Linked DNA regions of Mus musculus: regions 1, 2, 3, 5 and 6 are each linked to region 4. Evidence: chromatin loops called from intact Hi-C (ENCODE). Cell type or tissue: left cerebral cortex. All regions are shown on one strand. Region 1 holds the start of Setd5 (SET domain containing 5). Region 2 holds the start of Brpf1 (bromodomain and PHD finger containing, 1). Region 3 overlaps Lhfpl4 (lipoma HMGIC fusion partner-like protein 4). Region 4 holds the start of Mtmr14 (myotubularin related protein 14). Region 5 overlaps Arpc4 (actin related protein 2/3 complex, subunit 4). Region 6 holds the start of Gm26799 (a long non-coding RNA gene).

Region 1 (5,000 bases), 160 kb after region 4:
AATGATCCTCCTGAGAAAACTGGAAGAAATCCAGGGAAAAGAAATTCCTGTGTCCTCCAAACTCAGAAATCTCTAATTATGTCAGTATTCTCTGCTTTAGTCCTAGGTCAGATTGCACACATCTAAAATAACCTCTTAAAGTTTTCCTCCTAGCGACCTAAACCATTATTAATATCAAATTAACCATCAAAACACTTTCCTCTCAATATGCTGCACACAAACCTCCTCCTGGAACCTCCTCCATCTGGATCCTCCCCAATCAAAAGTATAGGTATTTAACATATAAGCAAGGAAGTAATGTAAACATGACCTTGGTCACAAATATGTCATCTAAAAACAATTTAGTCAAGGTATGGAGGAAATTCGAGAACCTGAATCTTTTTAAGTATTTTGAGCACAGGAACAATTGGCAAAAGGAATCCAGGTATAGACAAAACCCAGAGCCCAGAGCTCTGGGCGAAAAATGAGTTGCTGGTGAAGACGTTACACAAGTAACATGAGAAAGCAGAAAATGCAGGTCATCCACGCACCCCTGACCCAGGCCAGCAGGGCGGGCTGCAGCATCAGTACACAGGAGAAAGATCCTTATTCCTAAGAATGAGAAAGGCAAAGGCGCCCGATAGAATAAATTAGCATAGAAGGGGCTTTCCCAGGAGTTAAAACTTTCCTTCTGAGCGATTACCTACTAAAACCAGGGCTTTTGCCCACTACCATTTACCTAGGATCTTGGCTTGCACGGATTCATAGGGGCATATCCCTCCCCCTCTTCTTTAGAGTCGTTCTTAAAAGATCGCTCTCCACGCCCTAGGCAGGGAAAACGACAAAATCTGGCTCAATTCCAGGCTAGAACCCTACAAATTCAACAGGGATATCGCAAGGATACTGGGGCATACGCCACAGGGAGTCCAAGAATGTGAGGTGGGGGTGGCGAAGGTAATGTCTTTGGTGTGGGAAAAGCAGCAGCCATCTGAGATAGGAACTGGAAAACCAGAGGAGAGGCGTTCAGGAAGATTATGGAGGGGAGGACTGGGCCCCCACGAGCGACCAGAGTTGTCACAAGGCCGCAAGAACAGGGGAGGTGGGGGGCTCAGGGACAGAAAAAAAAGTATGTGTATTTTGAGAGCAGGGTTGGGAGGCCTCTCCTGAAAAGGGTATAAACGTGGAGTAGGCAATACCCAGGCAAAAAGGGGAGACCAGAGTAGGGGGAGGGGAAGAGTCCTGACCCAGGGAAGACATTAAAAAGGTAGTGGGGTCGACTAGATGAAGGAGAGCCTTTCTCTCTGGGCAAGAGCGGTGCAATGGTGTGTAAAGGTAGCTGAGAAGACGAAAAGGGCAAGCATCTTCCTGCTACCAGGCTGGGGAGGCCCAGGCCCACGACCCCGAGGAGAGGGAACGCAGGGAGACTGAGGTGACCCTTCTTTCCCCCGGGGCCCGGTCGTGTGGTTCGGTGTCTCTTTTCTGTTGGACCCTTACCTTGACCCAGGCGCTGCCGGGGCCTGGGCCCGGGCTGCGGCGCACGGCACTCCCGGGAGGCAGCGAGACTCGAGTTAGGCCCAACGCGGCGCCACGGCGTTTCCTGGCCGGGAATGGCCCGTACCCGTGAGGTGGGGGTGGGGGGCAGAAAAGGCGGAGCGAGCCCGAGGCGGGGAGGGGGAGGGCCAGGGGCGGAGGGGGCCGGCACTACTGTGTTGGCGGACTGGCGGGACTAGGGCTGCGTGAGTCTCTGAGCGCAGGCGGGCGGCGGCCGCCCCTCCCCCGGCGGCGGCAGCGGCGGCAGCGGCGGCAGCTCACTCAGCCCGCTGCCCGAGCGGAAACGCCACTGACCGCACGGGGATTCCCAGTGCCGGCGCCAGGGGCACGCGGGACACGCCCCCTCCCGCCGCGCCATTGGCCTCTCCGCCCACCGCCCCACACTTATTGGCCGGTGCGCCGCCAATCAGCGGAGGCTGCCGGGGCCGCCTAAAGAAGAGGCTGTGCTTTGGGGCTCCGGCTCCTCAGAGAGCCTCGGCTAGGTAGGGGATCGGGACTCTGGCGGGAGGGCGGCTTGGTGCGTTTGCGGGGATGGGCGGCCGCGGCAGGCCCTCCGAGCGTGGTGGAGCCGTTCTGTGAGACAGCCGGGTACGAGTCGTGACGCTGGAAGGGGCAAGCGGGTGGTGGGCAGGAATGCGGTCCGCCCTGCAGCAACCGGAGGGGGAGGGAGAAGGGAGCGGAAAAGTCTCCACCGGACGCGGCCATGGCTCGGGGGGGGGGGGGCAGCGGAGGAGCGCTTCCGGCCGACGTCTCGTCGCTGATTGGCTTCTTTTCCTCCCGCCGTGTGTGAAAACACAAATGGCGTGTTTTGGTTGGCGTAAGGCGCCTGTCAGTTAACGGCAGCCGGAGTGCGCAGCCGCCGGCAGCCTCGCTCTGCCCACTGGGTGGGGCGGGAGGTAGGTGGGGTGAGGCGAGCTGGACGTGCGGGCGCGGTCGGCCTCTGGCGGGGCGGGGGAGGGGAGGGAGGGTCAGCGAAAGTAGCTCGCGCGCGAGCGGCCGCCCACCCTCCCCTTCCTCTGGGGGAGTCGTTTTACCCGCCGCCGGCCGGGCCTCGTCGTCTGATTGGCTCTCGGGGCCCAGAAAACTGGCCCTTGCCATTGGCTCGTGTTCGTGCAAGTTGAGTCCATCCGCCGGCCAGCGGGGGCGGCGAGGAGGCGCTCCCAGGTTCCGGCCCTCCCCTCGGCCCCGCGCCGCAGAGTCTGGCCGCGCGCCCCTGCGCAACGTGGCAGGAAGCGCGCGCTGGGGGCGGGGACGGGCAGTAGGGCTGAGCGGCTGCGGGGCGGGTGCAAGCACGTTTCCGACTTGAGTTGCCTCAAGAGGGGCGTGCTGAGCCAGACCTCCATCGCGCACTCCGGGGAGTGGAGGGAAGGAGCGAGGGCTCAGTTGGGCTGTTTTGGAGGCAGGAAGCACTTGCTCTCCCAAAGTCGCTCTGAGTTGTTATCAGTAAGGGAGCTGCAGTGGAGTAGGCGGGGAGAAGGCCGCACCCTTCTCCGGAGGGGGGAGGGGAGTGTTGCAATACCTTTCTGGGAGTTCTCTGCTGCCTCCTGGCTTCTGAGGACCGCCCTGGGCCTGGGAGAATCCCTTCCCCCTCTTCCCTCGTGATCTGCAACTCCAGTCTTTCTAGAAGATGGGCGGGAGTCTTCTGGGCAGGCTTAAAGGCTAACCTGGTGTGTGGGCGTTGTCCTGCAGGGGAATTGAACAGGTGTAAAATTGGAGGGACAAGACTTCCCACAGATTTTCGGTTTTGTCGGGAAGTTTTTTAATAGGGGCAAATAAGGAAAATGGGAGGATAGGTAGTCATCTGGGGTTTTATGCAGCAAAACTACAGGTTATTATTGCTTGTGATCCGCCTCGGAGTATTTTCCATCGAGGTAGATTAAAGACATGCTCACCCGAGTTTTATACTCTCCTGCTTGAGATCCTTACTACAGTATGAAATTACAGTGTCGCGAGTTAGACTATGTAAGCAGAATTTTAATCATTTTTAAAGAGCCCAGTACTTCATATCCATTTCTCCCGCTCCTTCTGCAGCCTTATCAAAAGGTATTTTAGAACACTCATTTTAGCCCCATTTTCATTTATTATACTGGCTTATCCAACCCCTAGACAGAGCATTGGCATTTTCCCTTTCCTGATCTTAGAAGTCTGATGACTCATGAAACCAGACAGATTAGTTACATACACCACAAATCGAGGCTGTAGCTGGGGCCTCAACACTGCAGTTCTTTTATAACTCCTTAGTACACTTTTTGTTGATCCTTTGCCTTGATCCTTAATTTTCAGTGTCTATCACCTCTCCCGTCAGGTGGTGTTCCACATTTGGGCCTATTCTCAGTCCAGGGAGTTTTACAACAATAGATGTATTGAGAATCCAACCTAAAGCTTAACTTTCCACTCCCATGAATGCCTCTCTCCTTTTTCTCCATTTATAAACTGAGCTATTAACCATTAATGGTTTCCAGGTGGATGTCTCCTCCCCCAATATTACCTGATGTATCTTACATATTGCCAGGCTGATATTTTAAGACATTAAAAGGTATATTTCATTATTGAGCCACATGGTATTGATTACTGCTTACTAAAATTTTGTCATTGTACACATCTGTAAAAGGTGGTTCCTTTTGGAATGCAAAGTTCAGGTGTTTGTTGTCTTTCCTGACCTAAGGTCTTGTGAGCTTGTATTTTTTCTATTTAAGCAGTGCTTTCTCTTGGACTGGCTTGACTCATGGCATTCTACACGTTATTGCTGGTCTAAATGTGATTTTGCCAAGCTTCTTCAGGACCTATAATTTTGCTTGACTTGTAGCCAAACACAAGTAAAATGATTAAGCAACAAATGTATTTGTGAAGCTTGGTTTTTAGGTTGTTGTGTTGTGTGTGCTTGTGCTCTATAATAATACTATCCAGGGGCTGGAGAGGTGGCTCGGAGTTCAAGAGCACAGACTGCTCTTCCAGAAGTCCTGAGTTCAATTCCCAGCAACCACATGGTGGCTCACAACCATCTGTAATGGGATCTGATGCCCTCTTCTGGTGTGTCTGAAGACCACAAGTGTATTCACATTAAATAAATAAATCCTCCTTCTTCTTCTTTTTTTTTTTTTTAAAGAGAATACTGTCTCCAGTAGAATTTACTGAAGTAATGAAATACTTTGTGTTTGTTCCAATATGGTAGCCAATAATCAAATTACTCTTTAAGCACTGGAAATGTTACCAAGGAACTAATTTTTATTTGAAGTGTAACTGTGGACAGAGGAGCCATAACTGCAGACTTGTGGGATACAGAAGACCAATGCAGACTTTAATGTCTTTTCTCTTACACTAAGCAATAAAGAAATAAAAATTGAACTTCTAGTATCCTATTTGTTTAAACTGCTAGCTTTACTTAACTTTTGTGCTTCATCTATACAAAGCTGAAAGCTAAGTCTGCAGCCATTACTAAACATGAAAGCAAGTAATGATAATTTTGGATT
Region 2 (5,000 bases), 73 kb before region 4:
GGCCAACCTGGGAAAACTCAGACTGTCTCAAAAACAGAAATAAATCAAAACACATACACACAAAAAAACCCCAATTCTTAAAAAATGTTACAAAGGGAGCAGGAAGTGAGAGAACCCAGGACCTGGCATGTGCCAGTAGGGCTAAAGGACAGTTCACACTGCCTTGGCAGACTAGTGCTCCTTTACTGGCTGTCTCCTATCAGACTGTCATCTCGATTGGTTTTGATTGGTTTTCTAGAGGTAGGAGATGGTGGTGGTCTTACCGGTAGTAGGAAGTGGGCCGGGGTGGTGCGTCAGGGGTATCTTGCTCTAGCTCACGATACACCACCTCAGGCAATTTGGGAGCAGCACTGGCAGGAGCGCTGTGATGGTGGTGGTTAGAGTCTTTTCGTTTCTCCTTGTTCTTATGCTTGCCTGACTTAGGTGTAGCCGCAGGTGTCTCAGTGTTTTCCTTGTTGCTGCCATTCTCAGGGGCCTCCTCAGGGGCCTCCTCATCCTCTGACACCACATCCAAGTTGTCAAAGATGCTGATTCGGTGGACACGGCCATGAAGGTCCACTTCTACCATGCGCTGGGCCTGAGCATAGCTCATCACCTCTCGGCCTGGTGACTGTGAGACTTCAGAGGGGCTGGGTGACTGCTTGTTGGCTGGTCGTGACTGGCGCCCTTTCTTTTTGTGCTTGCGCAGTGGGGTCTGCTGTGGGGGTGGTGGGCTGTCGTGGTCATAGTGGTACAGGTGGTACTCGATACCACTGTAACTCTTGTAAACCTTGCGGCAAGTCTCCACAGGGCACTCATATGGTGGCTTAGTTGCCCGCAAATTGTGGCAGAAGGTCTTCACGTCAAAGTCCACCCCCATGCTGTCACATCTAGAATACACAGACCAATTAGCACAGGCCTGACAGTTTCCAGCTCCCACACCATACAGTAGATTCTCTTCAGCCTTCCTTTCCCAAGGATATCCTGGCCAGTCTCTCTTTAGAGCATCTCTAGGTGCCAGCTTCTTTACAAAGGTCCTAGTCTGGGCCCTTAAAACCTATTGCTGCCTATGTCTCAATTCCTTTGGCTTAGTCTCACATAAAGTGACAAGAGTGATCCTTCTACTAAGTAGCAATGATCATACCAATTACATTACTAAAAGCCTCCAGCTGCTCTCCAGCTTCTATTCAGACCATCTAATATAACATTCAAGAAATTCCTTTTGCTCTCTGTCCCTAGTCTTCCTTTCTAGATTCTTTTCAGTAGTTATGGTTTGGCAGGAGTGGCAGGGGTCAGCGCGGGAAGCCGGGGGAGCAGGGCCAGAGAGTGCAGGGCAGGAGCCGGGGCGGCCAGCTTCGCTTCCGAGAGTTCGGGTTTCCCCTTCTCGGCCCCGTCTCTCGTCGCCGGCCTCCCACACGGGGTTGGAGCCCTGGCGGGCGCCCCCGACAATAAGCCCAGACTGGAGGTGGGCTCACACTGCAGCATAAAATTCCCTACATGTTATAATCTCTCAAGGTTCAAAGGGCTCTCAATTAGGAATGTTGAATGGTGGGCTCCTACAAATTCTTCAAGACCTAGTTCAAATGACACTTTTTGGGGGGGGGGGGTTCGAGACAGGGTTTCTCTGTGTAGCCCTGGCTGTCCTGGAACTCACTCTGTAGACCAGGCTGGCCTCGAACTCAGAAATCCGCCTGCCTCTGCCTCCCAAGTGCTGGGATTAAAGGCGTGAGCCACCACGCCCGGCCAAATGACACTTTTATTATGACTTTTTTTCACTCTCTCAAGGAAAAGCTGTTCCCGTGGCATTTTATTCTCACCTCCAGTGTGACATTTTCTGGTTTTCTCCCATTCTACTAGGAGATCTTCAGTAAATACCAGACCTATTTACTTCTAAATCCCCAGTTCCTAGCATGCATTGGACTCCCAAGCCTGGGCAAATACCATGAAACCTGTGAATAGCTGAATGAGAAGACCACCAGATTAGGAGTTGAGGAAGATCAGATTACGCATTAAACGTTGCTTATTGTATGCCTGAGTGAGTGGCCAATGACTGAGTCCTAGATTCCAACAGAAACCATTGAACTACACAATCAGTGCATCGCTGAAGTCTTAATGGGGAACCTCACCCTGGAACTGGGTGGGGAGATATAGGGAGAAACCTTGTGAAATGGTCATTTCCGCAGGACAAACGGCACAGGCTACACTTGGTTTCCTCATTTACTGATTCATGCAACATTAACTCAGGGCCTACTGAATGCCAGGACACAAACATGATCACAAAAATCTAGGCATTATGTTCCAAGGTTCTCAAAGGCTAACCCTCCCCCACCTCAGTTTCTGGGTGAGTAGAGACAGCAGATGGCACCAAACCCCAGGGAGCCCAGCTTAGTCTGGTACCGCTCCAATTTCTCTCAGGACTAGTTTGAACTAGTGCCTAGGACCACCAATGCAGGGCCTGCCTAACCTCCCTGACAAACACTAACTCTCAGCCTTTCCTTCCTTCTCCTGAGGCTTAACTACAAGAATGGGCAGCTCTCGTCCATCTATCGACAGCAAGTCAGCCAAGCTACACATTCAATTCCAACTCACTTCTATTTCCTACCTGCTGCTGTGCCTTTAAACACAAAACCAATTATAGGTACAAACAAGCTCAACACTTTCCAAGCCGGGTCCCTGGTGAACGCTGCCGTTCTGGCTTTGCTGCCCTGGTTCCCGAACTAGCACAGTGCCCCAAGGGACCTGGCGTCAGAGGCACGAAGGTGTCCAGAACTTAGCTCTGAAAGCCCTGGGGCCCTTGGATATGGCGGAAGCACCTACTCCCGGGAACTCCAGGAGCAGAAGGAAGTAAGGGGTAAGGGGTGGGACAAGGCCCGCGGGGCTAGAGCCCAATCTCCCGGATGCTGCGCCGCTTCCCTTTTGTCAAAGTGTAACAAGTCAAACAAGGTTTCCCTTCTGCCTCTGGCCCAGGCAGCCTCAAAGGGAACACTGCTGCCGCGGACGCTCCCCACGAACGAATGGCATGTCAATTCTCCCTGCTCCAGGGGCTCAGGAGGAGCCTAAGGCGCCTCGCCAGGGCTGCCCCTTCTCCACTGGCACTACCTCCCGGCCCCGGCCCGTACTCACCGGCCACCTCCAGTCTGGGCTCATCGCCGGGGGCGCCCGCCGGGGCTCCAACCCCGTGTGGGAGGCCGGCGATGAGAGACGGGCCGAGAAGGGGAAACCCGAACTCTCGGAAGCGAAGCTGGCCGCCCCGGCTCCTGCCCCGCACTCTCTGGCCCGGCTCCCCCGGCTTCCCGCGCTGACCCCTGCCACTCCTGGTCCCGCCGGTGCCCCAGCGTCGCAATTCCGCAAGCACCTTCGCGTTTCCCGAGCTTTTGGATCTTCTGGCCTGGGAACCCGGTGCCGCCGGGACAATGGGGGGGCTCCTGGAGGCGGCACAGGAACAGCAGCGGCGAGACCGTGGCGGCAAAGGCTGTGGCAGCGGCGGCAGCAGCAGCGACGGCGACGGCGTCCGCCAGGGTAAACGTGGTCCCGTGGCGCTGTATAGACGCACTTTCGCCACGGTTCCTCGCCGGTCTACTGAGGAGCTTGAGACCAACCTGTCGGTCTGAAAAAGATCTCTGGACACCTTAAAGGGCTCAGCAAGCGCCTCCATGTTCTAAGTGGAGTTTCTGGCGAGCGAAAGCTCAGTTTTGGGGAGTCTGAGTCCTCGGGCCGTTTGTGGCGAATCTGCGACTACGGACAGGCAGCGCGAGGCTGGGCGTGAGGAGCCCGCCCTTCTCCCCTCCCCCTCTGCCGCCGCCTGCTCCCTCCCTCCTGCTGGCGCGACTGCTGCGGTAGGGACCTGGCCTTGGTCTCCGAGGAAGGCGACTGGGAGGAACGGGGCGGGAGCGCCGGGTGGGGCGGAGTTGAGGGCAGGGCCTAGAGCCGGACGAACGCAAGGGAGCCGCAGAGGCCCGCAGATATGGTCAGGGGCGGGGCGACGTGGGAAGACTAGGCCGGCGCGGGAGGGGCTTGTGTTTAGGGGGTGGAGCTGCGGGAAAGCGGTGCCCTGATGCGACGACCGCAGCCGGAAGAGTGGGCCCGAGGGGCCCAAGTAACGAAGGGCGGAGCTTTGGGTAAGCCTGGAAGGTGGAGCTAAACTAGGGATGAAGCTACAGCTGGGAAAGCGCACCACAGTGCTGCAGGGTAAGGGCGGGACTTAGGAACGTAAGGGGCGGGGCTTCCGCTGAAATGTGAGACTGAAGGGTGACGAGGCGTGGCCCTAATGAGGGAACTGAGTTTGGGGAGGTTCCAGTGCATTCCAGTAAAACTGTAGGACTCAGATTGGCAGCGCTGGACTACAAGGTTACCGGTAGCTGATTGGAAGACGGTATCAAAACACACAGCCCATTGAATATGACTGACACCTCAAGTGTGATCGTGGGAAATTCTTCTTTGGGTTCTTCAATTGTAAACCTGGAACTCGAAAATTCTGTCAGTTCCTGGGGGTTTCAGAGAATTTGGATGTCAGGGATCATCATTGTCAAGCAGTGCTTGTAGTTTTGTCACTGAAGAGTATGATAGTCTTCCAAGATGCTAGAGTCACTGAGAACGCGGTTTATTTTCATGCGGACTTGGTATTCAGCTCCCTAAAGTGCACGTTTTCTTATGACACGTTTCCCCCGAGAAATGCCAATAAAACCAGCACTCCAAGTTGTTTCCTGGTCAAAAGGGGGGGTCTGGCGTAAAATCGGTGGTTTCTATAAAGAAATGGCTTATTGCAGCGGAGTTTCTCATTATTAAATGGGGATAATATATAGTCCCTCTGTCCCGGGGTTATGATAAGGATTAAGAGAGTTGAAGACTGTAAATTGCCTAATACAGTGTCTGTTGTATAAGATTCGCATGCACAAAGAAAATACAAGCTATTATACTCATCCAGAAAATTCAGAATAAACCAGTAATCGCAGCACTCAAGAGGATTGAATTAGGATTGCTCCAACTGCTTATGAGTTCCAGGTCAGGCTGAGCCATACAGC
Region 3 (5,000 bases), 63 kb after region 4:
AAATGGAAGTTGCCGGGCAGTGGTGGCTCACGCATTTAATCCCAGCACTTGAGAGGCAGAGGCAGGAGGATTTCTGAGTTCGAGGCCAGCCTGGTCTACAGAGTGAGTTCCAGGACAGTTAAGGCTATACAGAGAAACCCTGTCTCAAAAAAACAAAAAATAAAATTAAAAAAAAAATAAAAATAGGGTCTTACTCAATACCAGGCTGGATTTGACGTTGACAGCGCTCTTCCTGCTTCAACTTCTTAAGTACTTGGATTACAGGAGAGTCACCATTCCCACACATTTTGTTGTTGTTTAGACAGCATCTCCAAGCTGGCTTTCAAGTCACTATATAATCAAAGATAGCCTTAATCTTCCTTTAATCACACTTCAAGTATTCAGGTTACAGACCTACACCAACACACCAGGTCATATATACATATATACATACACACACACATATATATGTGTATATATATATGTATATATATATATATACACACACACACACACACATATATGTATATATACACATATATATTATACACACATATGTATATACATACATATATATACACATATATACATATATATTATATAACATATATAATTTGTTTTAATATAATATATAATGATACATTAAAATATAATATATTTAAATATATTACATTTATTTAATATATACTTAATATATTTTCATTTATAACCAATGTATTTAATATATATTAAAAACAAAGAAATAATGGGGCTGGAGAGAGAGCTCAATGGTGAAAAGCATGTGCAGTTCTTCTAGAGGACATGAGTTTGGTTCCTAGCACCCAGGTTGGGCATCTCACAGCTGTCTGTTGACTCTAGACCCTGGGGAGCCAAAGCCCTCTTCTGGCTGCCACAAGCATCTGTGTGAACACATGTGACTTACACCAACACAGAGATACACACATAAATAAAATTTTAATAATAATCTTTTTTTGTTTGGTTGTTTTTTGTTTTTTTGTTGAGACAGGGTTTCTCTGTGTAGCCCTGGCTGTCCTGGAACTCACTCTGTAGACCAGGCTGGCCTCAAACTCAGAAATCCACCTGCCTCTGCCTCCCAAGTGCTGGGATTAAAGGCATGTGCCACCACGCCTGACAAAAGTAACCTTAAAAAAGATAAGTACAGAAGCTGGGAGGGTGGTCATCTGGGATTGGGTCTGAAGGGGAGGAACCTAGGGTGTGAGACTGGGGCTTGTGCTATATGCAAATTATCAACAGCTACAGCTTTGAATGGTACCATTCACAAATTTATTACATCATGCTGTATAACTGGTGTATTACATATTACATATATCAAGTAACAGTAAAATACAACAAGGAAATAATTTAGGGCCATCAAGATGGCTTGTTATGAAACCCTGATAATTGAGTTTGAAGCCTAGACCCCGTTGTGGAAGGAGAGAACCGACCCCCAGGCTGTACTCTGATCTCACACAACCTCACATGTCTTCCACAGACATGAATAATAAATTTCATTTAATTAAAAAGAAAAACAAACAATTTCAGTCATGCATACCTGCATAACCCCTGTTCTCTTGTGGCTGGCATTGGAGAATTATGATCTCAAGGTCAGCCTGAGCCACATATCAAGATCCTGTCTCAAAACAACAGGAAACAATTTACACAGAAAGCCAGACTCTCAGAGGTAACTGCTTTTAAGCGGATTGGTACCCACACACGTCATCGCACGGGTTGAATGGTGGTTTATTTTATTCTTCTTCTATTAGGGAAGGTCTGAGGTTTCCTGATGACACTACAGTGAATATCTTTCTTCTACCTCCACACACACATTCACAAGTTTTTTCCCTTGGGGTCTTCAGAAATAAAATATAATAACAGTGCCAGATAGCCTCCAAAGGGCTGAGGTCAAGCAGAGTCTTCTGACCCTAATGTCAGCCTACCCCCAGTTCTGAGAGAGGCATTGTGGTGGATGCTTGTGTGTATGGGCACACGGTCCTTAGACTGAGTCTCAGAGCAGTGGTTCCCGCGGTTCAACCTATGCTTAGCTTGTCCACTCCTTACAGTCATTTCTTACGGTCTCTGCTCACCATACAATGAGCTTAAATGATAACATACACAGCTGCGTGTCTACTCATCTAGCAGGAGACCTCAGTGTTGTGCTTAAAGTCTTCTTGAATGGTGAGCACAGACTAGAGTAGAAGCGGGTTAAGCCTAGGAATTACTTGCCCTCGAGTTTCAGTTTCCCATACTTCATAAAACCAGGGTGATGAGAACAGATCCGTCTCCCAGGACTGTCAGGTTGAGGGGAAAGTTTCTGTATGCAAAGCGGCTAGCAGGGTCTAGTACTTGGGGGATGCTCAAAGCGGTCAGCTCTAACAGGCCTCTGCAGGCAGGCATTATGAACACCGGGTTACAGGTGAGAACAAGGGTGGGGCAGGGGATGGTGTGCACACAGAGGGAGAGCTTGCTCCAAGTCATCTAAGTAGTGAAGTCAGGGCTTGAACGCAGGTTCGAGTCCAGAACCAAGGTCCGACAACACACTACCTATCTTAGAGCTCAGTGAGGCCAAGGTTCTACAACACGCTACTTATCTTACAGCTCAGCCAGGCTAGAGGTTTTCTGTCCCCTTTTATTAGCTTCCTGGGACATTTCTCTGCTAATCTGACCTTAAAAGCTCTGACAGATCCCTCCCATCATGTAGGTTCTTTGGTCTTGGTTTGAGGTCAGGACCTACCCCCTGGTGGCAACTTCCAGAAGTGCAAGGCTAAGCCTATGTGGATTCTCTGATGCTACCCTGGCAATGGATGGATGAACCTCTCAGTGGATGGGTCCATTCAGTGTCTCTCTCCTGTTCCCACATGGCTCCCTCACAAGTTCATTTACTTGAAAGACATGGCTCTGCTTTGTAGACTAGGATACACTGGAACTTACTGTGTAGCCCAGGTTGCCCCCATACCTGTGGCAAGCCTTATGCTTCACTCAGCCTCCTGTTAAGAGTTAAGATTAAGATGGGAGCCAACTTTCCCAGCTACAGCTCATTGTTAAAATGATATGGGAGGCCAGTCATGGTAGTGTATACCTGTAAGCTTCGTACTCTGAAGGCATAGGCAGGAGAATCAGATCAAGGCTAGCCTCTGCTACCTTGTAAATTCAAAGCCAGCCTAGGATACAAGAGAGTTAAAAACAACCCCTTCCTGCCCAATAAAACTCCCCACACCAGTGATGTGGGGAGCTCCACCCATCTGCATCCTTAACTGCTTCATGGAGGTGGACACTGTAGGCCAGTTCCAAGTCAAAGGCATTTGCTATGACCTTTCAGAATGGCCCTGTGGAGTGGGAGAGGGTCTTTATTTCACACATGACAGCTAATGGGTTACATGGTGTGCTTAAGGCTGACCTGTCATTCAAGGACTTGGTTCTAGTCACTTCTGGCCATTTGTGTCTTGGGGAGTGGCTGAGGGGGCAGCTGGGACCTCACAGGCTCTAACATTCTCCCTCTTCCTCTCCCTCCCCTTCCCCCTCTCTCTTTCTCCCCTCCCCTCCCTTCCTCCCACAGATTTCGTGGGCACTACAGTAAGTTCCGTGCTGCGGCCAGGAGGTGATGTGTCTGGCTGGGGAGTCCTACCATGCCCTGTTGCTCACACACAGGGACCCTGAAAGCCGGGATTTTATAGCCCAGGAGTTGGCCTGACCTCAGCATATCCCGTCTGCTGCCCTCTCATTCCTGCGTTCAAGCTCCAGACCCAAATCTTGAACTGGCTGCACACGGACCTCCTCCGGGCTCTGAAGAGAGGCAGGGGCTAGGTGGCAGCCTGGCAAGAAGGCAGAGCCCTTGAGATCCTGAGTCTGGCCCCGCCTCCATTGGACCTAGTGGAGCCTGGGCCTCCCTCTTTGGTCCCTCGGTTTCCTTCTCTCCTGTGTAGACTAGCTGGAGGTCCCTGGGGATCCCCAGGGAAAGGACGCTCTGCCGCGCAATCTCCTTGGACCCCTTCAGTGTGCAGGGCTGCCTGCTGCGTCCTTGCCTGCCGGTCCTGATCGCCTAAAGAGACTTACTCAACACACTGCCCCAGGAGGGCCAGACTCTTTCCTACTTTATTTTTATTCGCTGATGATGGTCCCACCACATCTGCCACAAAGCTCCAGGTGCCACCAGCCCCCCAACGGGGCCTCCTCTGCCTCCCTCATTCAAGCCTGCACCCAGCTCTCAAAAGAATCTGAGCCGTGCTGAGGGGGAAAGGATAGGGTCTTCCTTCCTGCTGCTGGTAGTCCTTCATCACCTCAGAGTCTGAGGGGGAGACACGGGCTCTGGAGGCTGTGGGAGGAGGAAGCTAGTTCCAGCCTGAGGCTGGCCTGGCCTCTTCCCTACTGGGATATCTCACTGGTGACTGGCCCCTCGAGCCTGGCCTGTTTTGTACAGCATAGACTTCTCAGGCCCATTGTCAGGGTTGGTGGCTGTGGAGAGGGGGCACAGAGGTGGGGACTTAGGGGTTACCCCTCTCCTTCTCATGCTTCCTACACCCTGGACATCTGCCAAGGGCAGAGACTGTCTTGCGTCTTTGATACTTTTCTGCCTAACTTGAACTTGCAGGTCACCTCTGAACAGGGTACCCTTGTCCCCACCCCAGGCCCTGTTACCCTGTCCCTGCCTCTTTCTCCTCTTTGCCCACTTCTCGCCTTGCGATAAGCCCAGGGTCTGCAACCTCATGGGCAGTGCTTGGAGCTGAGGTAGGTGTGTGTGCATGAGTGTGTGCGTGTATGTGTGTGTATGTGTGTGTATGCGTGTGTATGCGTGAGTATGTGTGTGCGTGTATGTGTGTATGTGTGTGTTTGTGTGTGTGTGCGTGTGTGTATGTGTGTATGTGTGTGTGTGTGTGTGTGTGCGTGTGTATGTGTGTGCATGTATGTATGTATGTGTGTGTTTGTGTGTGCGTGTGTGTGTGTGTGTGTGTGTGTGTGTGTGTGCGTGTGTTAGGAAAGGGCAGATGAGAAGATCTCTCTTCTCCTGCAGTGGGGGGCCCCTCCCT
Region 4 (5,000 bases):
CTCCAGCAGCTCCCAGAGCCCGGGCTCCTGAGGCGGCGGGCTGCCCGACGAGGCGGTGGAACCCGCCGAGGCGGCGGCGGCGGCCCGAGCACCCGCCATGCACAGCCTCGAGTCCCCTCAGGGCGCCTTCCCCCAGCCCATGGCACCTGAAGCTCGGACTCCGGCTCTAAAACCTCCTGAACCGACTCAGCCGCCGCCTTCTTCTTCCACTTCCGGCCCCGCCCCACCTCTCCGGATGTTTACTCCCGCCGCAGCCAATCAGAGCCCGGGGTTCGTGCCCGGCCCACAGGTCCCCGGCCCACCCCTGACGCGGAGGGATCCAAGTGGCCTCACGGCGGGGGCCGCGCTCCGCCCAAGGGGTTTCCCCGGGGGAAGCCGGGCTAAACCACCGCGGCTGCGGGGAGGGGAAAGGCGGGAACCATTGGCAACAAGAGAGGAAGGAACCGCCGGAGGCCTGAGTTAGTGCTGGCAGCAAGAAGACGAGAGCTGCAAGAATCAAAACAGCATTTCAAACAGCACTTCTCCACTGCTCTTATGGACGTCCCTGCCAATATAGCGTGGACCATCATCCTATTTATTTAAAAAGATTTTCTAGCTGGTGTCAGTAGGCAAACGCCAGAGGATGAAGCGTGAGAATCAGGCATTTGAGACTAGCCCAGACCACACCTTAATTTTTTAAAAATGTTTAAAAAAGTGTAGATAATAATGTTCCTTCATTTTCCTATCAGCTGCTTTCATCATAAATCAACACGTGCCAATCTCCTGCTCAGTTCTTCCCTGTCTAGGGAGTTGTTTGTGTATTGGGCTGGTGTTTGTTGTTTGATGTAGGTAATTATTTGTGGTATAGCCAAGGCTGGCCTTGAACTCCTGACTCACCTGCCTCCACTTTCTGGGTGCTGAGAATCTCAAATATCAGTCCCAAATTCCTAGAATTGTTAGTCTCAGAAGATGTGTGTACTATCTACCCCCAAGTATTGATGTTTAGAGAGAAGGTGTTAAGGCCTCCTTCAGTATTGTATATCTGAGGGAGAATTGCTCATTTGGCCATCAGTCAGACAGTTGATTAAGCTATAACTTATGTCGAAAGAAAACTCTCAAAATGAAATTGATGCTGTGAAAACATAGTAAGTTAACATAGTGCCTAAAAGTACTCATTTTCTTAGATTTGTAAAGAAATCTAAGGAAAACACAAACCACAACCCCTGCTGACTGTCAGTCACTCTTCATGCTCAACTAGGTCCTGTCCTGAATTCTAATACTGGAAATTAGTTTTCCCTTTTGGCGATGGTCAAATAGAATCAAAATATGCATTTTTTAAAAAAATTATTATTTAGTCTCGTCTTCTAAACTGTGATGATTATTCTTGCTTCCCAACTTGGGGAAAGGACTCTTCAGTTGAGTAATTGCCTCCACCTGGTTGGCCTCTGAGCATGTCTGTGGGGCCTTTTCTTGATTGCTAATTGATGCAGAGGGAGGTATCCACTTTGGAGAGGTGGTCCTGGGTTGTAGAATAAAGCAGGCTGAGAGAGTTACAGGGATCAAGCTGGTAATCAGTGTTTATTTCTCCATGGCCTCTGCTTCACTTTCTGCCTCCAGGTTCTTGCTTGAGTTCCTGTCCTGCCTGATGGTCCTCAATGATGATGTCACTGATGTGACAGTGTGAGCTCAATAAACCTCTTCTTGGCTTGCTTTTGTTTTTATCATAGCAACAAAAGTAGAACAAACATAATGTCTCTAAGATTTTTCTAGTCAATCGCAATGGCTTACACCTGTGAGTGAAGCCTTCCGAAAGCTGAGGCAAAAAGACAAAGGAGCCATCAAGACCAGCTGTGGTACTACAGTGTGCGACTCTCAAAAAAATCTGTTGCTATGAGTTATTTTGTAGATATTTTTGGTAAATACACACACACTGTCTCACCAGCCCTACTAGTGATATCTTATTGGGCTTTAAAAAAAAAAATGCAGCCGGGTGTGGTGGCGCACGCCTTTAATCACAACACTTGAACACTTGGGAGGCAGAGGCAGGCAGATTTCTGAGTTTGAGACCAGCCTGGTCTACAGAGTGAGTTCCAGAACAGCCAGGGTTATACAGAGAAACCCTGTCTCAAAAAACAAACAAACAGACAAAAAGCAACCACCCTTCCTCCATTCCAGAGGGTCTTATGTAGCCCAGGATGGCCCCAAGGTCCCTGTGTAGCTGAGGATCACCTTATACTTCTCTGCCTCTTCCTCTTGAGGAGATACAAGCATGTAGTAACATGTCTAGTTTAGCAGTGCTAGAGACCTTTGTGAATCAAACCTAAGGCTTGAGTAGATAGGCAAACACTGTACCAACTGAACTCTACAGAGCTCCTCTTTTAATTTTGGTAACAGAATCTCACTATATTACCCAGACTGGCAATAGACTCTGCGGCTCCAAGAACCTTCCTACCCCAGGCTCTAGATAAAAACTGAATCTGGCCAAAAATCAAGCTTCTTTATATTTCAAGCTGAAATATAGAATACATACGCGTGAATACAGCCGCTTTAATTGTGACTGTTGACAAAGTATAAAATCCTCATTCGGAGGTGATCCTCCAATTATATTATCACCCCAGAAAACACCCTCGTCCTCTGCTGGTTGCTCTCACTCAGCGCCACCCCCAGACGGCCACCAACTTGCTTTCTGTCACTAGACATTCCTATAAATGGAATCAGACAACGTGTCCTCTCCTGCATCTGGCTTCTTGGGTAGAGTTAATTTTGGTTTGAATTTGCATATCCCTGATTAATGAAGCTGATCACCTTTTCCATATTTATTGCTGATTTGAATATTCTCTCTTGGGTGCTTGTAAACATCTTTTACCCATTTTTCTTTCCTCCTCCTTCCCCCCTCTTCATTTGGTTTTGTTTCTTTGGGGATCATGGGCATAGACTCACTGTGTATCCGCAGGCTGGCCCGGGATTCACTATGTAGTCCAGGATAGTGTATACCTCTCCCTCCAGCATTCAGGAAGCAGAGACAAGGGACTGAGAGTCAAAGCCTGCCTGAGATACCCAGGGAGTTCCAGGCTAACATTCAGGTGCCACCATGTCTAGTTCCCAACTGTTTTTTTAAAAATGACTTTAAAGTATTTTTGAAATGGGGTCTCATACATATCAAACTTGATAACCTTGAACTCCTGGTCTTCTGGTCTCCACTTCCTGAGAGCTGGGATTACATGCCACTCCACCTGTTCTGCAATACTGGGGTGGAACCGAGGCCTTCCTGCAAGGTAGGCAAACACTACGCCCACTGAACTACATACCAGCTCTGAGATTTTGTGCTTAGTGTAAATTAGAAGTAAAAAATCTTTTTCTTCTCAACTTCTCTCCCCCCTCCCTCTTTCTCTCTCTCCTTCTCTCCCCTCTTTCTCCCTCTCCCGCTCCCTACACACACACACACACACACACACAAAAGGTGTACTACTATTCCTATGCCCGTGATATTTCCCAATTTCCATCTAGCCCAACTGCTGTAAATTGTAAAAATCTGTCTCAGGGCTGTTTTTTGTTTTTTGTTTTGTTTTTGTTTTTTGCTGGATCTGAGCAGCTCAATAAACCCTTTTATTTTAGAGGTGCTTTAATATCAAAAGTTTTATTTTAACATTTTTTTAGAAGAATACCTAATAGATTCAAAGAAACTTATTGAAAAGTTATCACCTTTGGTTTAAGTCAGGGATGACATGTTTTTTAAATGACTACATGTGGGCATAAATGTCTTTGCATAGTCCCTTTCTTCCCATTAAGATTCCAACAAGGAAAAGTGCATAGTCTCACATATAGTTCTAACCCCTGAGAGACTGTGGCAGTAGGATTGCTCTCAGTTTGACTCCAGCTTGGGCTACAGAAGGAGAGTCTCTTAAAACTAAATTCAAATAAGTATTTCCTTTCCAGCCTTGGCCTATCGTATCAGGCACCATACTGCTGCCCAGCAAGAGCTAGATTGACATTCACAAATTCCTCCTTAGGGAGGAGTGATTGCAGCTGAGGAAGACGCTGCACCTGGAAGCACAGACAAAAGTATTATGGCCTTCGAGCCTCGAGTGCTTTGCAGTCTGGGCTACATGAATGAGTGGTTCATCTCAGGTATTCCTGCTGGTACCCTCCCAATGAGAGTGGCCAGCACCTCTGAGCCTACCTCCATCCTACACCTGCTACTCTGCACTGACACCATTCTAAGACTGACAGGTCCTGTCCCAAAGGTTGGAGAACCAGTGACCTTCAAGGCTTACAAGAGGGGAAAATTACAGACATCTATTGAGGGGGGTGCTGTGTCCCTAAAGCCGACAAGAAAGCCAAGGCTGTTTAGAAGTACATCTGCTATGGATACTAAGGTTAAAGAGGATCACTTTTGCTTAATAAACCTGTATCCAGGAAAACGTTATCAGTTTCTGTTGTTGCCTTTGAGACATGGTCTTACTCTGTAGCTCAGGTTGGCCTTAGTCTTGAGCTGATTCTGTTGCCTTCACCTCCCAAGACCTGGGGTTACAGGGAAGCCACCAAAGCTTTCTCCTCTCAAATATTTTTTTTTTAGTGCAAAGCTTAAACAAAATGTAACAATAAAACCCAGAGATGAGTGTGATGGTGTGCACCTGTAGTACAGGTGCAACACAGGTGCAATTCAGGTGTAATACAAGTGTGCACCTGGGATCTCAGTGCAAAATGTTGAGGCAGAAGGACTGAGAGTTTCAGGCTAGTTTTAGCTACATAGCAAACTACTATATAGAAAAATAAAATATCCAAACTGTGTTCAAACTTGCATTCAAGGCATCTCCCAAATTTCGAACTCCATTTCCAAACATTCTCCTTTTCTTTCAGTTTTGGGTGCGTATGTTTGCTTTGCTTCGTTGTCTGTTTTGAGTCTCTTGTACTCCAGGTTAGACTCTAAGTAACCAACAATCTATAACCTTGAACTTCTCTCCCTCCCACCTTTACCTGCTGAGTGCTGGAGTTATAGACACACACTATCATGTTTTTAG
Region 5 (5,000 bases), 150 kb before region 4:
CTGTGTAGCCCTGGCTCTCCTGGAACTCACTCTATAGACCAGGCTGGCCTCAAACTCAGAGATCTGCCTGCCTCTGCCTCCCAAGTGCTAGAAAATGGAAATTCTATCGTATACATATATGAGTTAGAACTGAACAGAAAGCTCAGAATGAAACTCAAATATTTATAGTCACCTGATTTCCAACAAAAGCACCAACGCCACACAATGGCAACAATTTCTCCAACAAATTGTTCTGACAACGGAGTGTTCCAATGTGAAAGAATGACGATAGACCCTAAGCTTACACCACATAGAAAAACTAACTCAAGATGGACAGAAGACCTATAAGTAGGTCCTCCAACTAGAAAACTTCTAGAAAAAATACACAAAGCATGCTGGGCGTGGTGGTGCATGCCTTTAATCCCAGCACGTGGGAGGCAGAGGCAGGCGGATTTCTGATTTCAAGACCAGCCTGGTCTACAGAGTGAGTTCCAGGACAGCCAGGGCTACACAGAGAAACCCTGTCTCGAAAAAAAAAAAAAAAAAGAAAGAAAAAGAAAATACACAAAGCAAATGCAGTGACATTTGTCTGGGCAATTATTATTAGGCAGATCTTTAAGTCTGACAGTTGTTGGCATTTTCTTTCCTGACTCTGGGTGTATCATCCCACACACTGCTGGCTTACACAGCTGTTTCTGAAAGAAAAGCTAGAATTGGATAGTCTGGTTTCTTTCTTTTTTCTTTTCTTTTCTCTTTTTTTTTTTTTTTTTTTTTTTTTTTGAGAATTCTGTATATGCATGTGTTGTGTGGCAATTTCAGAAACTGACTATCAAACCAGTGCTGGAACTGCCCTAAGAGCACACAGCCATCACCTGTTAGAAACCTTCTCTGCTCCAACACCTAACTGACCCCCATGGCCTTGCCAGGCCTATGATAAGGGCTGTTGGCATTATTTTCTACTGACCAACTTTTTGTTTTGTTTTTTAGGTAGGGACTCACCAAGTAGCCCAGGCTGGTCTTGGGCTGTCCCTCCTCAGTCTCAGCCTTCCAAGGGCTAGGATTATAGGTATGTGCCACCTTGCTTGGCTCTGTTTGCTAGTGCCCATAATCCCAAGGGAATTCCTGGAAGCAGGCTCTGAATCTAGCTCTCTGACCATTCATTCCAATGGGATCCCTGGTGACTCACCTGCTTCACAGCAATGCTGACCCGGACAGAGTTGATGGAGCCTTCAATAAGAACCTTTTCCTTCTCATTCCTGCTGATGGTGACAGGCTGTAATAGCAGTTCTTTGCTACTCCTAAAACCACAGAGGCAGAGAATCAAGCTGGTGCCATTGACTCTGTGTAGTTCTAAAGGTACCTGTGCTCTATGAACTGTCACTGTTGGAGAATGCCCAGCGGGGCTGGAGAGATGGCTCAGCGGTTAGAGCACGGACTGCTCTGTCAAAGGTCCTGAGTTCAAATCCCAGCAACCACATGGTGACTCACAACCATCTGTAATGAGATCTGCCGCCCTCTTCTGGTGCATCTGAAGATAGCTACAGTGTACTTACATATAATAATAAATCTTTAAAAATAAATAAAATGTCCAGTGAAAACCATGTATATCAAGTAATAGCACGCAGCATACCATGTCTCTCAAATGGCAGCAGTCCATCCTAACGCTACAATAGTTTGAGTCATATAAATTACATTGGAGTTGGAGATACGGTTCAGTTGTAAAGTGTGTGCCTAGCCTGTCCCAAGGACCTGGGTTTACTACCTTTATCATCTAATGTGGGGGCGTGGCTTATCACAACTATGTACACCGCAGATTTACCCCCGCTGCAGCTTTTGGTTTCTTGAGAGAGGATCCACTGTGTAGCTGAGGCTAGCCCTGTCCCTGTGATTCTATTGCCTCAGCCTCCCATGTGCTGGGATTAGCAGTGTTCTATCATCTCCTTGCCAGGTGAAATTTCAAAGAGGAAGAATACTTATTTATGAAATAAAAACCAGTCAAGAGAAGACTGCTTTCAAAATATGGAGTGTAAAAAGGTCTAAGTTGTCAGACATATTAAAGATCAAAAGTAAAAAAAAGTCTCGATCCTTACATTAATAAAGTTTAGCGGCATCATCTCTGGGATCTAAATCCTGTGACCTTCTGGGGCTGCCGGTGGCTGTCACGCTTTTGGAGACACGTCCCCAGAGCTCTGCTCTAAAGGTCACACTCTGGGGTAGGTCTCCCATAGGTTCTGAATGGGAGCCCTATGACCCTGCTTTGGAATTAACCAAATCAGGAGGAACTATTCATCTGGCAACAAGACCAATGTCACTCAAGGTAGCCTGACAGTGCAAAAGCATAGATCCCTGGCCCCCTTGGGCAGGGCTTATTCTTGGGGGATGTTCTTCTCGGCCCCACTCTGACCTCGTTCCCTACCTGACTTCGACCTCTGGCTTGTTGTGTCGTTCCACGACCTGGGAGGAGAAGTTCTCCAGGCAGAGAGCAGCCTGCAGCGTGGCCCGCACGGCACTAAGGTAGGGGCGGAGAGTGGCAGTCTGCAGGAATAAACCCAAGACACAGGAAGGGTCAGAGTCTGCCTCAGCCAAGCAAAGCCAGTCCCTCACTGCAGCTCCTACACAACAGGCAGTACCGAAGGCTTCCTGCAGGGCTGTCACACAGAACAGACTACAGCCAGTCTTCAAGATGCAGTCCACTCAAAATCTCGAGTGGTTCCCAGCAGCAGATAATCCAGCTTGGCATCTCACAAAGTTTGAAGAAATAGTTGACTGTCATAGCCTGGGGACAGGGATACTACAGATATAAGTGCACACAGGCAAGACATGCTGCAATATCCTGGCATGCACAACAGAATTACACAGCATCACCAGTGCCAGAGCTAGGTAAGGCTGATGATCTAGAAGGAGCCATATCCCTATCTGCTGACTGCACTGACAAGTGTATCAATCCATGTCCTGAACTTGCTGGGAATTCAGAAGTGATCTCTCTTCTACCCTCAAACAGCTCAACTGGGCGAGAATCACAAGGGCTAACAGAGGGCAACATATAAAACTAGCTAGTCTTAAAAATAATCTAGACTGTCTAAAGAAACTGGTTTTGACCAGATACAGGATCAGGACGGTTCTACAATGAGAAAAAGTAAAAGCTGTCCATTCTCAGTGGACAAGGTCAGCTACAATGACCAGCTACATTATCTCGGGCAAGGCTTCTCTCCCCCCAGGGCTTATCACATGCTGGAGCATCCATCACCTGCAGCCCTTCCTCCCCGCAGCTTAGCTCAGCCTCTCAGAGCTCAGCTCAGTGGAGAAGGCCCCTTCCTTCCTCAAAGTGGCCTTTTTGACTTCCCCCTCAATGCATTTCTTACAGTTTATGGTATGTTCACTTTACATAAAATTCACAACAGAACGTTAGGAATAAATTTTTCCTTCACCAGTTTGTAATTCTCGTGGTCTACAGACATCAACTTCTATTCAGTTGTCAGGTTGTATCTAGCCCAGCACCTCCTATACATCAGGTCAAACCAATTTTCTGGAGAGTAAATGAACAAATGAACTAACTTAAGCAGGGCTAGATTTACACAAGAGCATTAAGACTTTCCAAACTGGTAACGAGTGCAAGGTTTCTGTATGTGAAAACTGCTTTAAATTGCACAGATCAGGCTGCAATGGCAGGCTGGGATAAAACCCTAGACAGTCTAGAATGCTTTCCACTGAGTTTTTCTCTCAATGTAGCAGGAAGCATTGGGACTTTCTGAGAAGGAAGTTACAGGGCTACCGCTGCACAGAGGCTCTCTGGAGGACGGGATGGAGAAGGAAGTGAGACTTGTGGCAGAGAAGAGGCACAGGCTGCGTGGGGCAGCGGAGACAAGCACAGGATCACGGACAGACAAACATCAGACAGAGGGGATAAAGGCTAAAAAACAGCTGTCATGTAGTTCAGCAGTGGGTTCTAGCTCCATACCACAGCATTCTCTTATGTCAACCAAGAAGAGGCAAAACCGGAAAGGCAAAATTAGTTGTGTGCGGTGACAAGTACCGTTGGGAAAGTGATAGAATATTCTTTTCTCTACCTCGATTGTGGCTACCTGATTATTTTGTCAAGGTTCATTGAAAGAAAACTAAATTTTAGATGACCAGCCCTGTGATAGTTACCCTTTAGTGGCTTGAAGAAATTGTACAATAAACTTGAATGCTTAAAAACGCAAAGTCAAAACTCAGTCAGCAGGAAATGGCTTTCACGCTAAGGAATGAAACCAGTTAGGACTAACACTGGAGCAAGCTTTAAAAAGTGACTTTTGAAAAAGAGGGTCTAATTTCAAAGTCTCTTCCCTGAGAGCATTCCCGGGCGTGCAACAAGCAGTCCAGCCTTTAGAACTCAGGTCGTCAAGGGCTGACCAGAGAAAGTAGTGGGAAGCCTGGGACCTTTCGGAGAACAACTGCACGGAGCACCCACAGATCCCAAACCCGAGCATGAAAGAGGAGGACCAGCGGCCATCAACATTTACACACGTTAAGGTCAACACGGTTCTGCACATCTAGGAAGGAGTCTGAATGCAGGCAAGCAACACAGAACCTTCATTGGGAGCTGGAAGGCAAGGCTTCCAGGAAGCGCCAAGAAGTAAGAAGATGAAGTGGACACTTGCCTCGAGGTCCCGTGAGACCGCGAAGGCAGGCAGGGACAGGGGGTTGTACTTAGCCAACCTCTACCGTGGACGGAGAGGAGGCCCCGCAGAGCGGTCCTACCTCAGCTGCAAGCCACCACCACGGGCTTCGCAGCCCGGTCTCCTGCCCCCTCCGAACATCGGGGAGAGGTCATTCTAGCCCGGGATTCCCAACCTGGAAGCTTCCGGGCCTGCTCTTGCTCAGAGAGCCTCCTGGCTCGCCCCTTCCTCCTCGCCTCGGCCCTCGCCCCACCCTTTGCCTCTCCATCCTCCCCGTGCCTCCTCATCCCGGGGCAACCTCGGGCCGCAAGCCCTAGCGGCAAGCAGCATCTCCCCCAGACCCACAGCCTCTACAGGCAAAAC
Region 6 (5,000 bases), 530 kb after region 4:
ACTTCTGAAACAGCTTTTAAAAGCTGTGGACAACCTCCTGATTCACAGTTTCTAGTCCCACACCTATTTCGCTGTCAAATCCTAAGTGGAAAAAGTACCGGGTTAGCACTATTCCAAACTTAACCCATATCCTTCCGCACCTCCAGCAACACTTTTTAAAAAAATGAAGTTTAAAGCCAGCGCTAGCATAAATACCTGTTGCTCACCATGCCCGATTCGATCTCTGATTCTTTTCTCCCCTTGGAGTTCCATACAAGACAGTGATTCCCTGAGTGCTTTCCCGCCGTTCTCAAGGTCCCTGGCTCAGACACCAATCTGTTGTATGCCAGCCTGTGGTCTACTTGAACTGGGTACACCTGGGAGGCAGGCTGGGGCTGAAAGAGACTTAGACGGCGAGAGATTAATGGAGACCAAGACATGATTCTGTTCAAGGCCCACCAGTTTACTAAGAGAGTGTGCCTATAAAAGGGGAAAGCCCATCCCCTGCCAGTCCATTCTTGGTGTCTGAAGCCAGCCTGTAGGCGACAGTGCAGAATAGGAGGTTCCTCCAGAACATCTCAGGGGATTCTTGGCAGGTAGCAGTGCCTTGGAGAGAGCAGTGGCAGGTGACTGAACAAAAGAGCCATCTAGGTCGGAAGGCTCCACCCTAGGTAATCTTCTCAGTGGCAGCAAGGTCAAAGTCTGGATCAGCCTGCTTCAGGGCTGAGGGAGGCTACAATTAGGTTTCACCCATAACTTCTTAAAGGCTCTCTTCATGGTGCCAATTCTCCTCCTTTGCCTGACCCCTTAAGTCCTGGGCTGTTACCTGCAACTGAGGCTGCACCTTCACCAATGACCTTCCCTGGCCTCTCACAGTGCCAAGCCTCAGCTGCTCTCCATGACCCCTTCATGCCTTCAAAACCAGTACTACCTGGGTGATTCTTACACATTACCAAGTCCAACTGCAGCATGAGGTACAACCTTGGCTATCTCTGGAACACAGCTTCTTTGTGCTCTCAGAAGATACTTGCAAGAATATTTCATTTCAATTATGCTGGTCTCTTCTTAATCACCACTAATTTCTTAGCTCCAGCTAAGCAGCATCAATCATGCCAGTAGGCCCTTCTAGTCTTAACTCTAAAGCCAGAGCAACATGGCTAAAGTTGCTGAGTTCTGCTGCTTGCTGGGGCTAGAACATGGCCCCCTTGTTCTATTGCATTATCACTAGCTTTCTGTTTCCAACTTCTTCAATGCCTAAGCTTGCTGTGCTTGATCAAAACTCTCTTCATGAGAGTAAACCAGAGGACACAGTCTATGCTGGGCTTTTCTGAGACTTCCTTTGTCAATGCAATTGACCGAAATCTCTTTACCTTAGCCTCAGGCCGACTTTTCAGACAAGGGTAGAAAGCAGCAACATTCTTCACCAAAACGTCATTAAGAAAGATCTCCAGAGTTCAAATCACCCTCAGCACCAATGTCTTCCATATTCCTACTGGGATGGCCCATCAAGTCCTACTTAAAGCATTCCATAGCTTTCCAAATTCAAAGCCCCCAAATCCACATCCCTCCAAACAAAACCATGGTCAGGCCCATCACAGCAACACCCCAGTCCCAGGGATTAACTTCCGTCTTAGTTTGAGTTTCCATTGCTGTGAAGACACACCACGCCCAGGGCAACTCTTATAAAGTTCAACATTTAATTGGCCCCGGCTTACAGGTCCAGAAGTTTGGTCCATTATCATCAAGGCCAGAAGCACAGCAGCATCCAGGCAGGCATGGCACTGGAGGAGCTAAGAATTCTACTTCTTGTTTTGAAGGCAAAAAGGAGAAGATTGACTTCAGACAGCTAGGAGGAGGGTCTCATTGCCCACCTCCATGGTGATACACTTCCTGCAACAAAGGCCACATGTACTCCAACAAGGTCACGCCTCCTAATAGCCAAACACATTCAAACCACCACGCCAACTCCAGGCTGGGGTGTTCACTGGCTTCATCTTGTGCAGCCAACCACAGCTGCTGTGCATTCCTAAGTGCAACGGGCCATCCTCTCCAGAAGACTATTTTGCTTCAATCTTCCTTGATCTCTGGCTCTTATATTTTCCCTAGCTCCTCTTCAGGGACCATTTCAGAAGAGGAAACATTTCTAATTTCCCAGAATCTCTGTGTCTAAAACAGATATGGTGATAGTGCCTACCTTAGGGGCTTGTCAGAAACCTCAGGAGGACAGGAGTGGGGCAGGGGCATAGTCCTCCTCCTCTTCCTTTCCCCTCTTCTTTCATTCTTTCTTGGCAAGGTATCACTATGTAGCTGTAGCTAGCCTTGAACTCCCAGAGATCTGCCTGCCTTGCCCTCCTGATGGCTGAGGTTAAGGGTGGACTACACCTTGATTCAATTCTTTTTCCTGAACATACTCAGAGTTCATTAAAGTCATTTAAATGACCAGACAAAATATGAGTGAATTATGGGTTAATGGGGTGCTTGACCAGCTCAGTCTCAGTTTGTATGGTACTTTGTTGCCCCCATGTGGCCACTTGTAAGATGGCAGCCAGCAAACGTCCTAATATTGGTGGAAATTTTCAAAATTTTAAAATAATGCAGGTAGTAGTTTAGTTAATTTGCTATATCTATTACTCAGATTTTAAAATCATGTATGTTGTCTATGTTAGCTTTGCACTTGAATTTAAAATATCTCTGCAATACTAAAAGTCCCTTTAATGCAAATGCTATCTCGGATCAGCTCATTTTACAGATTAGAAAATTGAGGTGTGGAGAGATTCAAATCTGGACACTTTGACAAGGCTAGGAACTCCTATGCACTCCTCCATTCTACATTGAGCCATTGGACTTTAATGCATTCGCTTTCCACTTTCTTTCATACTCCCTTGTCTATGTCATCTCTCCTCCAACCCCAGGGCGTCAGCTCTTCAAGATCAGGGACCATATCTGATTTGTCATCTCGTGTACACAGCTCCTGGAAAGGGTGTCAGGAGGCTGGAAACATTTAGTAAAATGAATGGAGGGGCTGGGTCTTGTGGGGCAGTATAGCTTGGAGCATCAGCACGTGGCAGGTAAAAGCAAGGTCTTTCATAGCCAGACCTTGTCTTAAAAACCACAGGGCTGGGGCCTCGGGTGATAGCTTGGTGTGTTTAAAAGCATTTCCTGCTGTTCCAGAGGACCTGTGGTTGAATCCCAAGCATCTACATGGTTATTCACAGCCATAACTAGATCCACGGATTCAGCACTTTTCTTCTTTTTCTTCTCTTTCTTTTTTCTCTTTCCCTTCCTTCCTTCCTTCCTTCCTTCCTTCCTTCCTTCCTTCCTTCCTTCCTTCCTCCCTCCCTCCCTCCCTCCCTCCCTCCCTCCCTTCCTTCCTTTTCCTTCTTTCTTTCCTCTGCAAATACCAGGTATGCATGTGGTGCACAGACAGACACGTAGGCAAAACATTCAAACATAAAATAGCTGAACCTTAAAAGGAATAAGGGAAGCTGAGAGAGTAGAGGAGCTGAGGATGTAGCTCTGTAGAATGCTTGCTTAGTTAACTCCAGAGCCTGGGTTTGACCCCTAGTACTGCAAATAGACAGACAGACAGACAAATAACAATAAAACCAAAAATAGAAGAAAGAAGGGAAGAAGGGAGAGATAAAGAAGACAGGAAGGAAGGAGGGCAAAATCCCAAACTCTTTAAGAAAGTGAATTAGGATGAGAAGGATGGAGGGAAGAGATGAAGGTGGGATGCAAAGAGGCCTTTGGCAGGAGCTCAGGACCGTGAGACATCCAGGGTGAGCCAAGGACAGGTCCCACTTGGCTGGGAAGACATTGCCCTGATTAGGGTTGTCAGATTTGGCAAATAAAGGCACCAGATGTCCAGGTTAAACCATTAATTTCAGATAATCAGGGAATATTTTTTAAAATATAGGTATGTTATATGTTTGTGACACACTATACTTCTAAATTATTTGCTGTATATCTGAAATTCAAGTTTACTGGGCATCTGTTTTTCATGGAGTCAACCTATCCTGGCTCTTCACTTGGGGCTAAGTATTATGGGAGAGCCTCTGACTCTTGTCTGCTTTTTAAATACAGAACATTTTGTTTTTGCTCCTGAATAAAGAGGCACAAGCTCGTTATTGATCTAAAAGAAGGGCATGTTTCTCAGAGACAGACGGCAGCTTGTCAGGAGACAGGAGAATGGCTCTTGAGGCTTAAGGGAGGGAAAAGGGGAGGCATATTGCCCTGAGCCCATAATGGTCTTTCTAGAACCTGCTTGTTCCCTGGAACTTTCCTCCCTAGGCCCAGAGGTGACATGGCTCCTTGGGTGCTGCTAAAGAGGACAGGAGGAAAACATTTAGCTCAGGAGGAAAAGATGACCTGGGAATGTGAGCTCACTGGTAATTTGCTCATTAATTCCATCTCACTGAGTGGTTGGTGGCAAGAGTTCAGAGATGAATGGCATTGGGGTGTGACCTGGAGGCTCTGCAGAGAAGAGAGTGCCTCCCCAGCCCCACCTCTTTTCTCTCTTTCCTCATTTCCCTCCCTCCTTCCCCCCTCTCTTCCTTTCCTCCCCCTCTCTCTGTCCCTCCCCTATTCTTCCCTCTTTTCTCACACATTTCTCTTTCACTCCCCAGTCATTTGTTAACCTAATTGCCCAGTATCCAAAGAGAACCCTAAAGGAATAACTATGGCAAACTTGCTTTTTTGTTATTGCCGTATCTTTGCACGGCAACCTGCCCCTCCGATGTTCCCAGAACTATCCAGCAGCACCCAACTCAACCTAGAGTTCATGTGAGTACTCTCCCCTGATGGGTTGGTACAAATCCACCTTGCATCTAATCTGCCACCTGCCCCTCCGATGTTCCCAGAACTATCCAGCAGCACCCAACTCAACCTAGAGTTCATGTGAGTACTCTCCCCTGATGGGTTGGTACAAATCCACCTTGCATCTAATCTGCCATTTACCTCCTGGCTGCCGACTTGCTAGATTCAGTGTCTGAATCCTCTTGCTGTTCTGACACTGGGTTCCG

Evidence for each region. A loop is a pair of places that touch in the nucleus more often than their neighbours do. Peaks named below come from ENCODE experiments on the same cell type or tissue, not always from the same donor. Only the 100,000 strongest peaks of a DNase experiment are listed, where the experiment ranks them.
Region 1: it touches region 4 in a loop (2.2-fold over the local background); 2 of 42 quality-filtered maps call a loop at or near these places.
Region 2: it touches region 4 in a loop (4-fold over the local background); 12 of 42 quality-filtered maps call a loop at or near these places.
Region 3: a loop joins it to region 4, with 2.5 times the contacts of the local background. A loop is called at or near these places in 6 of 42 quality-filtered maps.
Region 5: it touches region 4 in a loop (2.8-fold over the local background); 3 of 42 quality-filtered maps call a loop at or near these places.
Region 6: it touches region 4 in a loop (5-fold over the local background); 3 of 42 quality-filtered maps call a loop at or near these places.

What each region holds. Positions count from the first base shown.
Region 1 is chr6:113,074,186-113,079,185 of GRCm38, reverse strand. Setd5 (SET domain containing 5) reads right to left here and starts at 1,547. Exons shown (of 22, transcript NM_028385.1): 1 at 1,474-1,547. Gt(ROSA)26Sor (gene trap ROSA 26, Philippe Soriano) reads left to right here and starts at 1,942. Exons shown (of 3, transcript NR_027010.1): 1 at 1,942-2,012. In left cerebral cortex, CTCF peaks have their summits at 574, 3,066 and 4,565 (motif pointing left); DNase peaks (open chromatin) are centred at 2,378, 2,666, 3,001, 3,674 and 3 more places; H3K4me3 peaks cover 3,806 bases; H3K27ac peaks cover 3,653 bases.
Region 2 is chr6:113,305,672-113,310,671 of GRCm38, reverse strand. Brpf1 (bromodomain and PHD finger containing, 1) reads right to left here and starts at 3,535. Exons shown (of 13, transcript NM_030178.2): 1 at 3,335-3,535; 2 at 264-869. The coding sequence starts at 859. In left cerebral cortex, CTCF peaks have their summits at 2,337 (motif pointing right) and 3,487; DNase peaks (open chromatin) are centred at 2,346, 2,829 and 4,028; H3K4me3 peaks cover 3,054 bases; H3K27ac peaks cover 2,254 bases.
Region 3 is chr6:113,170,491-113,175,490 of GRCm38, reverse strand. Lhfpl4 (lipoma HMGIC fusion partner-like protein 4) reads left to right here. Exons shown (of 4, transcript NM_177763.3): 4 at 3,533-5,000. The coding sequence ends at 3,633. Among named protein-coding and RNA genes, the nearest start is that of Lhfpl4, 22 kb to the left of the region's middle. In left cerebral cortex, a CTCF peak has its summit at 2,718 (motif pointing left); a DNase peak (open chromatin) is centred at 2,706.
Region 4 is chr6:113,233,065-113,238,064 of GRCm38, reverse strand. Mtmr14 (myotubularin related protein 14) reads right to left here and starts at 222. Exons shown (of 19, transcript NM_026849.2): 1 at 1-222. The coding sequence starts at 99. In left cerebral cortex, no CTCF peak of the experiment used is centred here; DNase peaks (open chromatin) are centred at 319 and 2,644; H3K4me3 peaks cover 867 bases; H3K27ac peaks cover 703 bases.
Region 5 is chr6:113,378,240-113,383,239 of GRCm38, reverse strand. It overlaps Arpc4 (actin related protein 2/3 complex, subunit 4), which reads right to left. Exons shown (of 6, transcript NM_026552.3): 2 at 2,396-2,514; 3 at 1,166-1,277. Among named protein-coding and RNA genes, the nearest start is that of Arpc4, 2.6 kb to the right of the region's middle. In left cerebral cortex, CTCF peaks have their summits at 1,509 (motif pointing left) and 2,616; a DNase peak (open chromatin) is centred at 3,757; H3K4me3 peaks cover 1,160 bases; H3K27ac peaks cover 492 bases.
Region 6 is chr6:112,698,073-112,703,072 of GRCm38, reverse strand. It overlaps Gm35824 (a long non-coding RNA gene), which reads right to left. Exons shown (of 2, transcript XR_377964.4): 1 at 4,818-5,000; 2 at 4,586-4,703. It overlaps Gm26799 (a long non-coding RNA gene), which reads right to left and starts at 3,293. Exons shown (of 2, transcript XR_869361.2): 1 at 196-3,293. In left cerebral cortex, a CTCF peak has its summit at 2,505 (motif pointing left); a DNase peak (open chromatin) is centred at 2,459.